4 separate regions of the Homo sapiens genome follow, and regions 1, 2 and 3 are each linked to region 4. A link is a contact called in ENCODE Hi-C or POLR2A ChIA-PET data. All regions are on one chromosome and are shown on one strand. The core of a region is the stretch at or near the end of the contact, and the rest is flanking DNA. Distances in the headings are between cores, read along the strand shown. Region 1 overlaps ASTN2 (astrotactin 2). Region 2 overlaps ASTN2 (astrotactin 2). Region 3 overlaps ASTN2 (astrotactin 2). Region 4 holds the start of ASTN2-AS1 (ASTN2 antisense RNA 1).

Region 1 (2,923 bases), core at 90-2,589, 53 kb after region 4:
TATTGTTTATATCTGAGTTCAGAGATGCTGTCCAATATATAATAAAGATATTTTTAAAAGCCTACAATTTGCTTCAGAGATCCCAGGAGTGCAAGTTGGAGTAGAATAATTGGGCATTCTGTGTTCAATTCATTCCTTAACTTGAGACCATAAGGTTAGTCTGTGTCTGCTTTACCCTAAAACAGCATATTAAAATGTGAACATCTTCCAATTAAGTACTATAGCTAGTACAATTATGTGTTATCATTTAGTCCACACCCTGAATAAAGAGAAGGAGGAGGAAAAGACGGGGGATGGGGAGAGGAAGGGACAGGAGAAGACCAAGAAAAGAAAGGCAAACACAGTCATTGTTGTTAAAGCCAAGCCACATGCCAACCTGCATTTTTTTTTTTCAAGAGGGGTCAGGTCACTCATATTTGATGAGTGAATGAATACACTCAGATCATTTGCATAGTATTTATATATTTAAATCCACTGTCTTATTCACTCCTCAAAGGCTTTCAGAATGGAGAGGGCAAGAATTGTCATCATTTTTTCGTACAAAAAAATGAGAGTCCTGTAGGTGGTTGACAATCCCAGTTTGCAGCAGACAGAAGATCCAGCAAGATAAGGTCTAGTTCACAGTAGCTTTTAAACTCATATCTAAGGCTTAGTCCACTGTTTTGAAAGAAGGAAGAACAGACACACCTGAAACAAACATAGGGGCAAGAATACATTTTTATTGAAGACCTTATAGTACTGTGTCCCATTTCTTGTTCATTTGACCATCTCTCTGCTCTTCTGTGAGCTCCATGACAGCAAAAACCCCACTCTTTTTTTTTTTATGGGTGTTTCTTCCGTGCTTAGCAGAATGCCCAGCACCTAGTAGGCATTCATTTATGGCAAAGCACACAGAGTGGAACTGCTGTGATAATTACTCACTCCTCAGGTATTGGAGATACACTCAACACACTTTAATTGTAAATGAATTTATATGTATTTAATTTTAAGTGTTAATACTATAATTATTTCTGAGTTCTGGTGTTCACTGCACTGTGAATTTTAGGGAGATGCTCACATACCAGTGAATTTCAGGGGATTTAGCAGTCAGAACAGTGGATGCCTAGCACCGTTTCCAGGTTGCTGTCACCTCTGCCTGAGCTTAGAACCAACACTGGTTTCCAGACTTGGCCTTCCTACAGAGCTCTCCCTGCCAGCTCCCCACTCCCCTGATTCTTTGCCTGTTAGCTCATACAGCTTGAGAGGTTGAAGGGAGTGCAAGTGTGGGGAGCTGGTGTTTGGAGCCCAACCACAAACTGCTTTACCTTTGTTCTAAGCCAGGACCTCCTAATCATGCCTCAGACTGAGTTGTTTTGAAAGTAGAAACTAGGATGGGAGTCCTTAATACCAAGATGGTCTCTCTGTTCCGGGCACTAGAATTAAATATTTATGTTGGCAGAAAGCATGGGTTGTCAGCTTGAGTTGGGAGACAGGAAAGTTGGGTTCTGGTGCTCGAGGGTGGGTGGCTGCATGTGAGAGTGAGCAGGGATGCATAGCAGCCCCTGGTGACTCATTCTCAAGCCTCACTTGGGTACTCCTAGACCAAAGGGGAACAGAAATACTTTGCTTGGTAGCTAGCACTCAGCTGGGGGGAAGTTTGGACATCTGACTTTTGGCAGCCTCTCCAGCCCAACTTGCCCAATACCCTCATGTCCCAGGCTGGGAAAGTGAGAGCAGAGCATGGTGGGACTTACCCAAAGCCATTATTACTCAAACTGGAGTCTAGGTCTTCAACGGGCTATGGAGGCATTAGACCTGCAGTTAGAGAGCTGTGTGACCTTGGACCAGTCACTTGAACTCTCTGATCCTAACTGTAAAATAGGAATGATTTCTAACCTTGGGATTAAATGAAATAATGTAAGCAAATGATACTACATTCAGTACTTTCAAAGCTCTACATTGGAGTCAGTAGGCTTTCCTCTGGAGGTCCAGATAGTAAATATTTTAGGCCTTGACGATGCTGTGATTTCTGTCACAATTACGTGATTCTGCCATTGTAGTGTGAAAGCAGCCATAGAAAATGCATTCAAAGCAAACCAAAAAAGAGTGTGGTTGTAAAAGATTTATTTATGAAAATAGGCAGTGGGCCAGATTTGGACTGTGGGCTGTAGTTTGCTGATCCTGCTTGCAATGCTTGTTAGTTGTTGCAGTTACTATTGATGACACAACAAATGACCCCAAAACTTAGCAGCTTAAAATCACCATTTGATTTTGCTCATGGATCTGTGGGTTGAAAATTCAGACAGTACATAGTAGGTTGGGCTGTCTTTGCTCCACGAAGTATGGGGCCTCAACTGCAAGAATTCAAAAGCTGGGAGTAACTTGACTGCTTGGGTGAGAATTATCTGAAGGCTCCTTTACTCATCCATCTGGAGCCTAGGTACCAGGGCTGCTGAAGCAACCACACATGGCCTCTCCTTGTGGCTTGTCTTCCTCCCACCACAGTGGCCTCAGGGCACTCAAATTTCTTATACGGAGGCTCACAGTTCCAAGTGAGAATGTTTCAGTAAGCAAGGTGGTAGCTGCATCCCCTTTTATGACCCAGACTCAGAAGTCACACAGCATCCCTTCCATTTTGCTCTACTGGTCAAAGCACTCATGAGCCTGCCCATATTCAAGGTGAAATGTCAAAGAACTGGGGCGGGGGTCTTGTTTTAAAGCCATTATAGAAGAGATGAATTATTTAAACACATGCACATTGAATAACAATTATGCTAACTTACCACTTACCATGTGTCAAGCATCGTTTCATAAACTTTATTCCTCTAACATCCCTTTGAGATAGATAATATTATCATACACATTTTATTTTTACTAATTTATTTATTTAGAGGCAGGGTCTCGCTCTCTTGGCCAGGCTAGACTGCAGTGGTGCCATCTTGGC
Region 2 (2,922 bases), core at 292-2,791, 45 kb before region 4:
GTAGATCTGCCAGCCTTCATTTCTTTCACGAGTAAAAGAGCAGAACAACATCCTTATATTGCAGCACTGTTGGACGCATTCTTATTTTCTCTCCCTTTTCCTCTCCCAATCCCCACCTTGCCCACACTGTTTTCAGAGAGCAACTGAGCTTCAGTTGAGTAATGTAAGCTACATTTTCTGAAGACCACTCCAGGCCAGACCCAGCACAGGATCCCATAGGGAATCCCATAGGTGACTCATGACAACAGCAAAGTAACTGTTTTTTAAAGCTGGCACTATGTTCCAGATACTCCTCCTGTATTATTGCTAGTAATACTTAAAACTATAATACAGGGTAAAATTGACAGGTTTATATTGCAGATGAAGATACTGTGCTTTGAAGCAGACAGATAGCAGGTGGTGGAAGCTAGATTGAAACCCAGATCTGTCACAGTTCACAGTTTATGCCCAGAGACGTTATATGGATGTAAATCTGGTCACGTAGAACTTCCAATTTTGTGGTCTGAGATAAAAGAGTCAGAGTGCTAAGTATTACAGGGGACAGACTGAACACTTGATGTGGAGTTGTAGAAGAGAGAGAATGATTTTGACTGTAGTGATAAGAGAAAGCCATTTGGAAAGATGGAATTAAAGCAGGGACATTTCATGTGGGATTTTTGTGTGTTTGTGGGATTTGAAAGATGCCTGTGGGTTCCATTGCGTAGGAGAGTGAGCACATCATAAGCAAAGGTGAGGAGTAGTAAATGTCTTAAGGTTGGTAATTGTGGTTTTTGCCATTACTTTTAATAAATGGCTTTATGGGTAGTGTAGAAAGCATGGAGGGGAACCATGAGTAGAGAGATATTACAGGGCCAGACTTGGGAGGCCTCAGATGCCATGTGAGGCAGGGTATCTGTGGGGAAGGGCACTCCAGTGGAAATGGGCATCAAACAAAGGCCTGGAGGCAGGAAAGGGCTGGCCGCTTTGGGAGTCATCTTGCTGTTCAGCATGTTGGGAGTACAGGGTCTGCTGCCCCATTTGTTTCCTACACCTAACCAGAATCGTTTCATAAAGGTTGCAGGGCCCTCTGGGCTGGGATCACCTTGCAAAAGAGCATCTATCCTGCCTCCTGCCTGGATTGAGCAAGAGGCTGGAAACAGGGTGAGGAAGTAGCAGCTGTGAGTCAGACCGTCCCCACGCAGGCTCCAGCCCTGGGCCTGGGGCCCCAGCTGGGATCAGAGCTCTTGCCCGGGTTGCAATTGCCAAATACGAACTGTACAGCCAAGTGTGGCTCAGAGCTGCCCTGACTCACAGGGTACTATCCGAGTTGCTCGTGCCTCAGTTGTGGCTTTTATTTCTTTTTGTCCCTCTACGTTTTACCCCTTTCTCTTCCCTGACCTCCCATTCCTTTCTTTTACTTCCTTCTGTTTTTTTTTTTTCATTTTTTATTTGCCCTTTTTTGCATTTCCTTCTTTCTTTATTTTCAGCTTCCTCCTCCTCCTCCTCTGATCTTTTTATTACTGACATTTTTGTGGTTTGCTTCAGATGACACAGGTTCTAGACCAGGCCACCAGCCGCTCATTATGTGGTTTTAAACTCATCCCTTAGTTTGGGGCCCCAATTTTCCCATCTGTCCAATGAGACAACTTAATTTGATGATACTTTAAAGACCAAAACCCATCAGAATTTCTCCTTCTAGAAGTCTCTGTTTCTTACTCCTTTATCTCTTTGATAGAATCCTTAAATGCAAAAGCTTACAGGGATCTCAGCATTTATTTAGGGTCATGGATCTAGACCCTGGTTGCCTACAGGAATCACCTATTGAGCTTCTGAAAAGTACTGCTGCCCAGACCCCTATACCAAGCCAGTTCAATGGTAATTTATGGGGATGGGGCACAGGTGTTCATTTTTAAAACCTTCCCCAGGCCGGGCACAGTGGCTAACACCTATAATCCCAGCACTTTGGGAGGCTGAGGCCGGTGGATCACCTGAGGTCAGGAGTTCGAGACCAACCTGGCCAACATGGTGAAACCCCATATCTACTAAAAGTACCAAAAATTAGCCGAGCATAGTGGGGGGCACCTGTAATCCCAGATACTCAGGAGGCTGAGACAGGAGAATCACTTGAACCCAGGAGGCAGAGGTTGCAATGAGCTGAGATCACGCCATGGCACTCCAGCCTGGGCAACAAGAGTGAAACTCAGTCTCAAAAAATCAAAACAACAACAACAAAACCCTCCCCCAGGTCATTCTCATATGCAGCCAGGGTAAAGAATTACTGACATAGAAGCAGCTGCCGTTTAGTAAAGGTAGAGAGACAGAGGCACTGAGGCCTGGAGCTGGTCAGGGTCATGTCCAGAGTCATGCTGTGAGTCAGTACAGACAGAACCAGAACCAAGCCTCCTGCCATCTCTGTCCCCTTGGCCTCGACTTTGAATCACCTTAAGCAAATGCCACGGCCTCTGATGGAGCCAGGCAGGAGGGCAGCCTCCTGACTGCCAGAGCCTGGCTTAGAGGCAAGGCCCAGACACAGCCCCATTAAGCCAGGCAGTGCCTTACGGGAATCGCTCCTGGCTCCGGCTTAGAAAACAGAGTGCTTTGGTTTTCTTTGGCTGCATCCTGGGGTGGGGGAGCTAAGAGGAGAGCACCTGAGGACGCAGGTTTGCTGCTTTTCTCCTAGGCAAAGTGGGGCTGCCAGAGGCAAGGAGTGGAGACAGGTGGGCAGGGTGTGTGGGGGTGAGTTGGGAGTGTATGCCTCCCGCAGCTGCTGCCTCAGACAGCCTGCCTGAGAATGCACCCCACGCAGAGGCTGATGCCTGGAGGGGAGGGAATGGGACACAGAACCTCAGCTTGGGGGGCAGCTCAGGTAAACCGGGCGCCTTGACCTGCCTGCAAATAGACCCTCTCAGGTGTATGTGAGCTCCAAGCCCTCCTCTCAGACAC
Region 3 (3,327 bases), core at 452-2,951, 33 kb after region 4:
ATATGGTACCCTCTAAGGTAGATACTATCCCTATTTTACAGGCAAGGAAACTAAGATGGGAAGGCTTAATGGTTTGCCCAAGGTCATCTTATTAGTAAATGGCAGAACCATGATTCTTTTTTTTTTTTTTTTTCCAAGACAGAGTCTCGCTCTGTTGCCCAGGCTGGAGTGCAGTGGCACAATCTCAGCTCACTGCAAACTCCACCTCCCGGGTTCAAGCGATTCTCCTGCCTCAGCCTCCTGAGTAGCTGGAATTACAGGTGTGCCCCCTCCGCCGCCGCCACCACCAACATGGCTATTTTTTTTTTTTTTGTATTTTTAGTAGAGACTGGGTTTTGCTATGTCGGCCAGGCTGGTCTTGAACTCCTGACCTCAAATGATCTGCCTGCCTCAGCCTCCCAAGGTGCTGGGATTACAGGTATGAGCTACCACGCCTGGCCAGAACCATGATTCTAACACAAGCTATCTAGCTCCAAAATCTGCACTTGTGTATTCTTATGCACTTCTCTCTTAGGCAGTGACCAAGCTGCAATTCAAAGTCTTATGGCTGAGACTGAAAGAGCTTTGCCCAGTGTTAGGGACAAACTTTTAAGCAGCTAATCATATTGGGGGTAGAAGGTGATTTGCCCCATAATAAAGGCATGCGAGTTCTGAGGAGGCTGTGATCTCTAACAGCTAGTGTGCCTTTGGGGAGGTGCCTTTGAGCTAGGTCTGGAAGAATGGATAGCATTGAACACTTAGAACTGGGGAAGTTATTGCATCACAGGCAGAAGGAATAGCTGAAATGAAGGCAGGGAGGTAGGATATTGAAGGGACCACATATGGGGTACAACAGAGATTCAGGGCAGTTGAAATGTACAGTATATGAGGTTGGAGAGGCAGGACTTGCAAGGCCTCATAACGTGTGCTAAGGAGGAGCAGTGATAAGGCCACAGTTGGGTTATAGAAAGATCTTCGTGGTGTATAAGTTAGAATAGAGGAGACTGCAGGTAGGGAGACTAGCTCGGGGTCTGGCTGAATGAATCTGGAATTAGAACCATGCAGGGGGCTGGAAAGGAGGAGACAGACGATGGAGGTCATGGCATGTGGGGCTGTTGCACTCGCGGGTTTTGTTGGGAATCTATCAAAGCACAACCAGTAAGCCAGCCTTAGTGAGAAGACAGAGCCCAAGGTTTGAAATGTAAAAATCTGGTTTCAAATTCTGACTCCCTCAGTTCTTAGCTGGGTAGCCTTTGAAAAATTGCCTAACCTTGGAGACCAAGCCTCTTCCTGCATCCAAAAAGTGAGAGTAATAAATTCTTCTTCAGAGTGTATGTGTGAAATTAAAACCAAATATTCCATATGTCCATTTCTGGCACCTAGTAGGCCCTTTATTCCTAAGAATTTCCTGCTGTCCTTTCCATTTGCTTCACTCTTATTGCAGTAAGCATTCATATGAATTCCCCCCTCCCTCCACCCCCTTTACTGCCCAACTTCCTTCTCTGTCCCTCTTTCCCCGGGATGCCAGAAATGAAATAACATTCTTCGCGTGTTTGTTCTAAAGCTCCTGGCAGCCTTCCCAAAGACCCCTGGCTGGGTCAGGACTGATTTGCATTAGCATGTGTGAGGCCAGCCTGAAGGGGAGGGAGAGGCCCTGTTTTCAGGGAGTTTCAGGAGGCACCCCTGCCAGAAAAAGAAGTTACTATTTCTTTCTGGGAAACATTCACAGATTAAAACAAGCAAGAAAGGCCGGGAAGCTGTCTCGCTTGTGGAGAGGTTGTGTGTGGGTGAGCTGCCTATCTGACTCTCACGACTGGATCCAACTCCTCTCACCCTTATCGCAGGCCTGTCCCCAGAAATCTCTCCTCCAAAGAGTGTAGTAACTTAACACCATTACATAGATCTTTCTTAATCATATCTATAGCCTGTAACAGGGGGAAGAGAGAGAGCAAAGGGGCAAAGAAGACACTCAGAAGCTACAGGATAAGTAAACAGCAATTTTGCTGGCTTCTACACAGATATTAAATCAATTTAAAAAATCATTTTAAAAAAGAAAAAGGAGAGGAAACCCCAGAGATTTTTCATTTGTTTGTTTTTGCTTTAGTCTTGTTAATTTTTGAACAATACATCGTCTTAGAGTTATAACTTTCTTCCAGGAATCTCAATACCCTTGTCCCAATGTAGGTAACCAATGGCAGGCCAAGGAGAGTACCCACCATAAAGCATTGGCATTATGAAATATGCCATTTTTAGAGGCAAGAATCATGCCATTTACAGAGAGGACAAATGAGTTCTGGGTGCTTTATTGGACTTTATTTAACTTCCCATAATTTCCCTTATTCATCTTCACTCCACAATATGAATATGCTTTCTTCAGGTAGGACTTTTGCCTTCTCTTCAGTGAAGAGTGTTCATGTAAATACTTTGGAGTGCAAATAAAAGAATCAATGATATGAATGGCTATTATATAAAGAGTGCTTTCAATATACCAGGCACCATTCTAAATAATTTCTGTAAGTTAATCCATCCACCCTTCTCAATGAGACAGTGTTTTTTTATTATCACTATTTTGCAGATGAGAAAACCAAAGCCCAAAGAAGTCAAAAAAATTTACCAAAAGCCATGCCACAAGTCAGTAGCAGAGCCAGGATGTGAACTCAGACAGTTTGTCTCTAGAGTCTAACTTCCTAGTTATTAACTGATCCAGCATCCCCAGAAGTCACATTAGCATTTAAGGAGCCTAGCTCACACCACAGCATGCGCTCTTCCCCTTCACAGGGCCTCAGAACACGCCGAATCTTTTCCCTGGGTTAACACTATTCATCCTTCAGTGTTCAGCCTAAATCTTTTTATTTTTTTTATTTTTTATTTTTATTTTTGATATGGTGTCTCGCTCTGTCACCCAGGCTGGAGTGCAGTGGTGTGATCTTGGCTCACTGCAACCTCTGCCTCCCCAGTTCAAGCAATTCTCCTGGCTCAGCCTCCTGAGTAGCTGGGATTACAGGTGCCCACCACCATGCCCAGCTAATTTTTGTATTTTTAGTAGAGGCGGGTTTTGCCATGTTGGTCAGGCTGGTCTCGAACTCCTGACCTCAGGTGATCCTGCCACCTCGGCCTCCTAAAGTGCTGTGATTACAGACGTGAGCCACCGTGCCCAGCCTCAGCCTAAATCTACATCCTCAGAATGGCATCCCCAGAACCCATAATCTAAATTATGTACCTCACCTCCTTTCTTTATTGCAATTATCAAACATTACAATACAGATTTATGTGTGTATTAACGTTCCCTGTTAGACTTGACAGTTTATGGGGTATAGTGTTTGTTTTATCTGTGTACACTCAATTGCA
Region 4 (2,935 bases), core at 293-2,792:
CTCAGGAGCACCAAGGAGGGCACAGTCATTGAAGTGTAGTCAGCAAAGGGAGAGGGAAGGCGCTCTAGCTGGAGCAGTAGTGAGGCTTTGGATTGCCTAGGAGTTGATGGATATGAAAATACCAGGTACACTGTAAAGTTCTAGTGCAACATGAGTGCCCCCGACCCATCGCCACTTCTTGTTTTGGAATACATTTTATACATTAAGGAGAAGCACTGGGTCAGATATTTTACACATTGAATCCTTGAAACATTCTATTAAAATGGTAATACTTCTTATTCCTGTCTTACACAAGAGGATGCTAAAGGTAGGAAGCCCAGTTTTATTGGAATCCAAAGGTGGTTCTTTGCATATTGTGGCAGACTTCTGGTTTTGGTTTGGTTTTGCCTTGCTTTTCTTAAAAAATAAATTCTAATGACTACTCAGATCCATTTGCATTGATTGGGTATCCAGTAAGGGAGAGGTGGAAACAGGGAGGCGAGCTGGGCACCAGGGAAAAGCTGAGCGGGAACCAACATTGTTTCCACAGAGCAGAGACTCCCTGGATTCATGATCTAGATGGTTCCATTCATCAGTAGCCTCAAAGCGATTAAAGGAATGAGTAGACTATCAGATACTAAAAGCACACGAGATGAGAAGTCAGAGATATTGATGCCCCATATGCAAAGTAGGGTTCTCTGATGTGCTAGCATAGTTAGTAATTATTGAGAATGTAAAGCATTTCAGTCACTTTTAGAGGATGTGAAAGTGTGTCTGACCTTTACTCTTCCCTCATAATAGTCAAATCTCAGTTGCGCAATTTAACCAAGTGACCTTAGGCAAGTTAGTGGATCTCTCTGAATCTTGATATACTCATTTGTAAATTTGGGGAAATAAGCTAACTTGTGTTTTTTGTTGTTGTTGTTTTGGGTTTTTTTTTTTTTTTTTTTGAGACAGGATTTCACTTGGTCATCCAGGCTAGAGGGCAGTGGTACTATCTTGGCTCACTGCAGCCTTGACTTCCCAGGCTCAAGTGATCCTCCCACCTCAGCTTCCTGAGTAGCTGGAGCTACAGATGCACGATACAACACCCAGTTAATTTTTGTACTTTTGTAGAGATGAGGTCTTACTATGTCGCCCAGGCTGGCATATTGTTATTAAGCTGAAATGAGATGCAGTACATGAAATACTAGGCATAGTATCTAACATTGTGAATGCTTAAGTTATATCAATTGTCACTGTTATTCTGAATAATATTATTATTACTTGAGAGTGTAAGATAGAAATACAAGCAGTAGTTAGCAATATGAAACACTCTCACAGGGTTACTGTAAGTATCAGAAAAGATTAAGAGCTTAATAAACACTAGTTATTATTATTATCTCAATGTCCTTTAAGTAAAATGGGTTTTCTTCTTAGACCTCAGAAAGTAGGTGCTGTCTCTCCCATCTTACCTTCCCTTCTTTCTTTCTTTCTCCCTTACCGTCCTCTTTGCCCTCACCTTGGTTGGGCCCCCATCCTGGCGATGTCAGATGCAGTCGCACAGGTTTTGCTGCTCACAATGCTACCACATTCCAAAGCTCACCATTCCAATTGTAGACATCATAAACATGTATTAATCATTGATCAAGTGTCTTGTTCTAACAAATCAGAATATTGGAACAAGGGAGGGAAGTATCTTAAGAAAGAGATGATTTTTATTTTTCTATTGTTTTTCCAATTTGCACAGAGGCACCCTATAGGCTAGCAGTAATAGTCTGAGCTTTAGTTTTCCTGTCTGTACAATGAAGCCCTGAAACAGATGATGCCTCAGGATCCCCATGGTTTTGGGTCCTTGCAGGTCCAGAAGTGGGCACTGCACTACCCAAGTTCATGAAGTCAGCTTTGGGACTATGGAGAGCAGAACTGTGATATGGACTGTGATGCCTTAGAGACCTGTGGGTTCTTGGTCTCTCTACCTTAACCACAGGTACCTGTAAACTGGGGATGATAATCCTAAACTGCCTACCTCACAGGATTATCGTGAGGATTAAATGAGGAAAGAGCGTGCTTTGTAAGCCCTAATGAGCTGCACAAATTGGAAAGATTACTTACACCACACGAACACACTCATATATATATTAAGTATGTATGTGTGTTTATATTTTACATTGCAGTATGTATGTGTGCATGTGTGTATATATAGTATATGTGTGTGTATATATTATGTAAAGCTGTGAACTCATAGGGTTAGGTATGAATTAGAAGCTTGTAAAACATGTTTACTCATTCAGTGTAACCCAAGGCAGTTATTAAACAGTAGGAAAAACTGACCAGCTAAATTTTCCAAGCCTAAAAACGCTTTTATAGTTTTCATTGTGGATTGAAGGGTGACCTTGTTTCCTTTTCTTTATTTCAAGGAAAATTTTAACATAAATGAGGAAGCAAGGGAGTCATTTTAATAGAGTGAAAACCTCTATATGTGGGTGGGAGGGATAGATGAGGGGAGCTGAATGGAAATGCCAGTCACCCTCTCACTCTCCCCCCCTCCTCCTCCCAGATCATCTGCCCCGAGTAGCGGTGAGACCAGAAGTAAAGCTTCCCTGGTCACTCAAGGGCATCCATCTCCAGAAGATGCCCTTCTAGCTGGTCCTGCCGTGCCCTTCCTTCCTTCCTTCCTCCCTCCTTCTTCCTTCTTCCTTCCTTTCTCCTTTCTTCTTTCCTTACTTCCTTCCCTTCTTTCCTTTCTCCTTCCTTTTTTCTTTTCTTCCATCTTCCTTCCCTTCCTCCCTCCTTCCTTCCTTCCTTTCTTCCTTCCCTTCTTCTTTCCTTCCTCCTTTTTTCTTTCCTTTCATCTTCCTTCCTTCCCTCTCTCCCTCCCTCTCTCCTTCCTTCCCTTCTTTTCTTCCTCCTTCCTTTTTTTCTTTCCTTCCATCTTTCTTCCCTCCCTCCCTCCTTTCCTCCTTCCTTCCCTTCT

What was found. A loop is a pair of places that touch in the nucleus more often than their neighbours do. ChIA-PET counts read pairs that join two places held with the same protein, here RNA polymerase II (POLR2A). Pooled maps may share reads with other maps.
Region 1: a loop to region 4 is called in a map with no recorded cell type, with 3 times the contacts of the local background. The contact joins the enhancer-like site here to the promoter of ASTN2-AS1 in region 4. A Hi-C loop is called at or near these places in 1 of 168 maps with a recorded cell type or tissue (pancreas), 2 of 37 single-sample maps with no recorded cell type and 3 of 50 pooled maps. POLR2A ChIA-PET finds 5 or more read pairs at or near these places in 1 of 52 experiments (WTC11).
Region 2: a map of HCT116 shows a loop between it and region 4 (2.1-fold over the local background). The contact joins the enhancer-like site here to the promoter of ASTN2-AS1 in region 4. A Hi-C loop is called at or near these places in 6 of 168 maps with a recorded cell type or tissue (Caco-2, HCT116, MCF 10A and 3 more) and 2 of 50 pooled maps.
Region 3: POLR2A ChIA-PET joins it to region 4 with 11 read pairs in A673. The contact joins the enhancer-like site here to the promoter of ASTN2-AS1 in region 4. POLR2A ChIA-PET finds 5 or more read pairs at or near these places in 2 of 52 experiments (A673 and WTC11).

What each region holds. Positions count from the first base shown.
Region 1 is chr9:116,449,352-116,452,274 of GRCh38, reverse strand. The region is part of intron 20 of ASTN2 (astrotactin 2); the gene reads left to right. Among named protein-coding and RNA genes, the nearest start is that of PAPPA-AS1, 50 kb to the right of the region's middle. Within about 2 kb of position 1,339, at least 2 of the 41 ENCODE cell types and tissues checked have a DNase peak (open chromatin) inside an H3K27ac peak, as active enhancers do.
Region 2 is chr9:116,547,755-116,550,676 of GRCh38, reverse strand. All of the region lies in intron 19 of ASTN2 (astrotactin 2), which reads left to right. All of the region lies in intron 8 of ASTN2-AS1 (ASTN2 antisense RNA 1), which reads right to left. Among named protein-coding and RNA genes, the nearest start is that of ASTN2-AS1, 45 kb to the right of the region's middle. RefSeq lists an enhancer at 2,773-2,922. Within about 2 kb of position 1,541, at least 13 of the 41 ENCODE cell types and tissues checked have a DNase peak (open chromatin) inside an H3K27ac peak, as active enhancers do; they include HCT116 and psoas muscle, where a contact is called at or near this core.
Region 3 is chr9:116,469,735-116,473,061 of GRCh38, reverse strand. The region is part of intron 20 of ASTN2 (astrotactin 2); the gene reads left to right. Among named protein-coding and RNA genes, the nearest start is that of ASTN2-AS1, 33 kb to the left of the region's middle. RefSeq lists enhancers at 1,055-1,645, 1,646-2,237. Within about 2 kb of position 1,701, at least 9 of the 41 ENCODE cell types and tissues checked have a DNase peak (open chromatin) inside an H3K27ac peak, as active enhancers do; they include A673, where a contact is called at or near this core.
Region 4 is chr9:116,502,890-116,505,824 of GRCh38, reverse strand. ASTN2-AS1 (ASTN2 antisense RNA 1) reads right to left here and starts at 1,542. Exons shown (of 12, transcript NR_033973.1): 1 at 1,481-1,542. All of the region lies in intron 19 of ASTN2 (astrotactin 2), which reads left to right. RefSeq lists an enhancer at 173-342.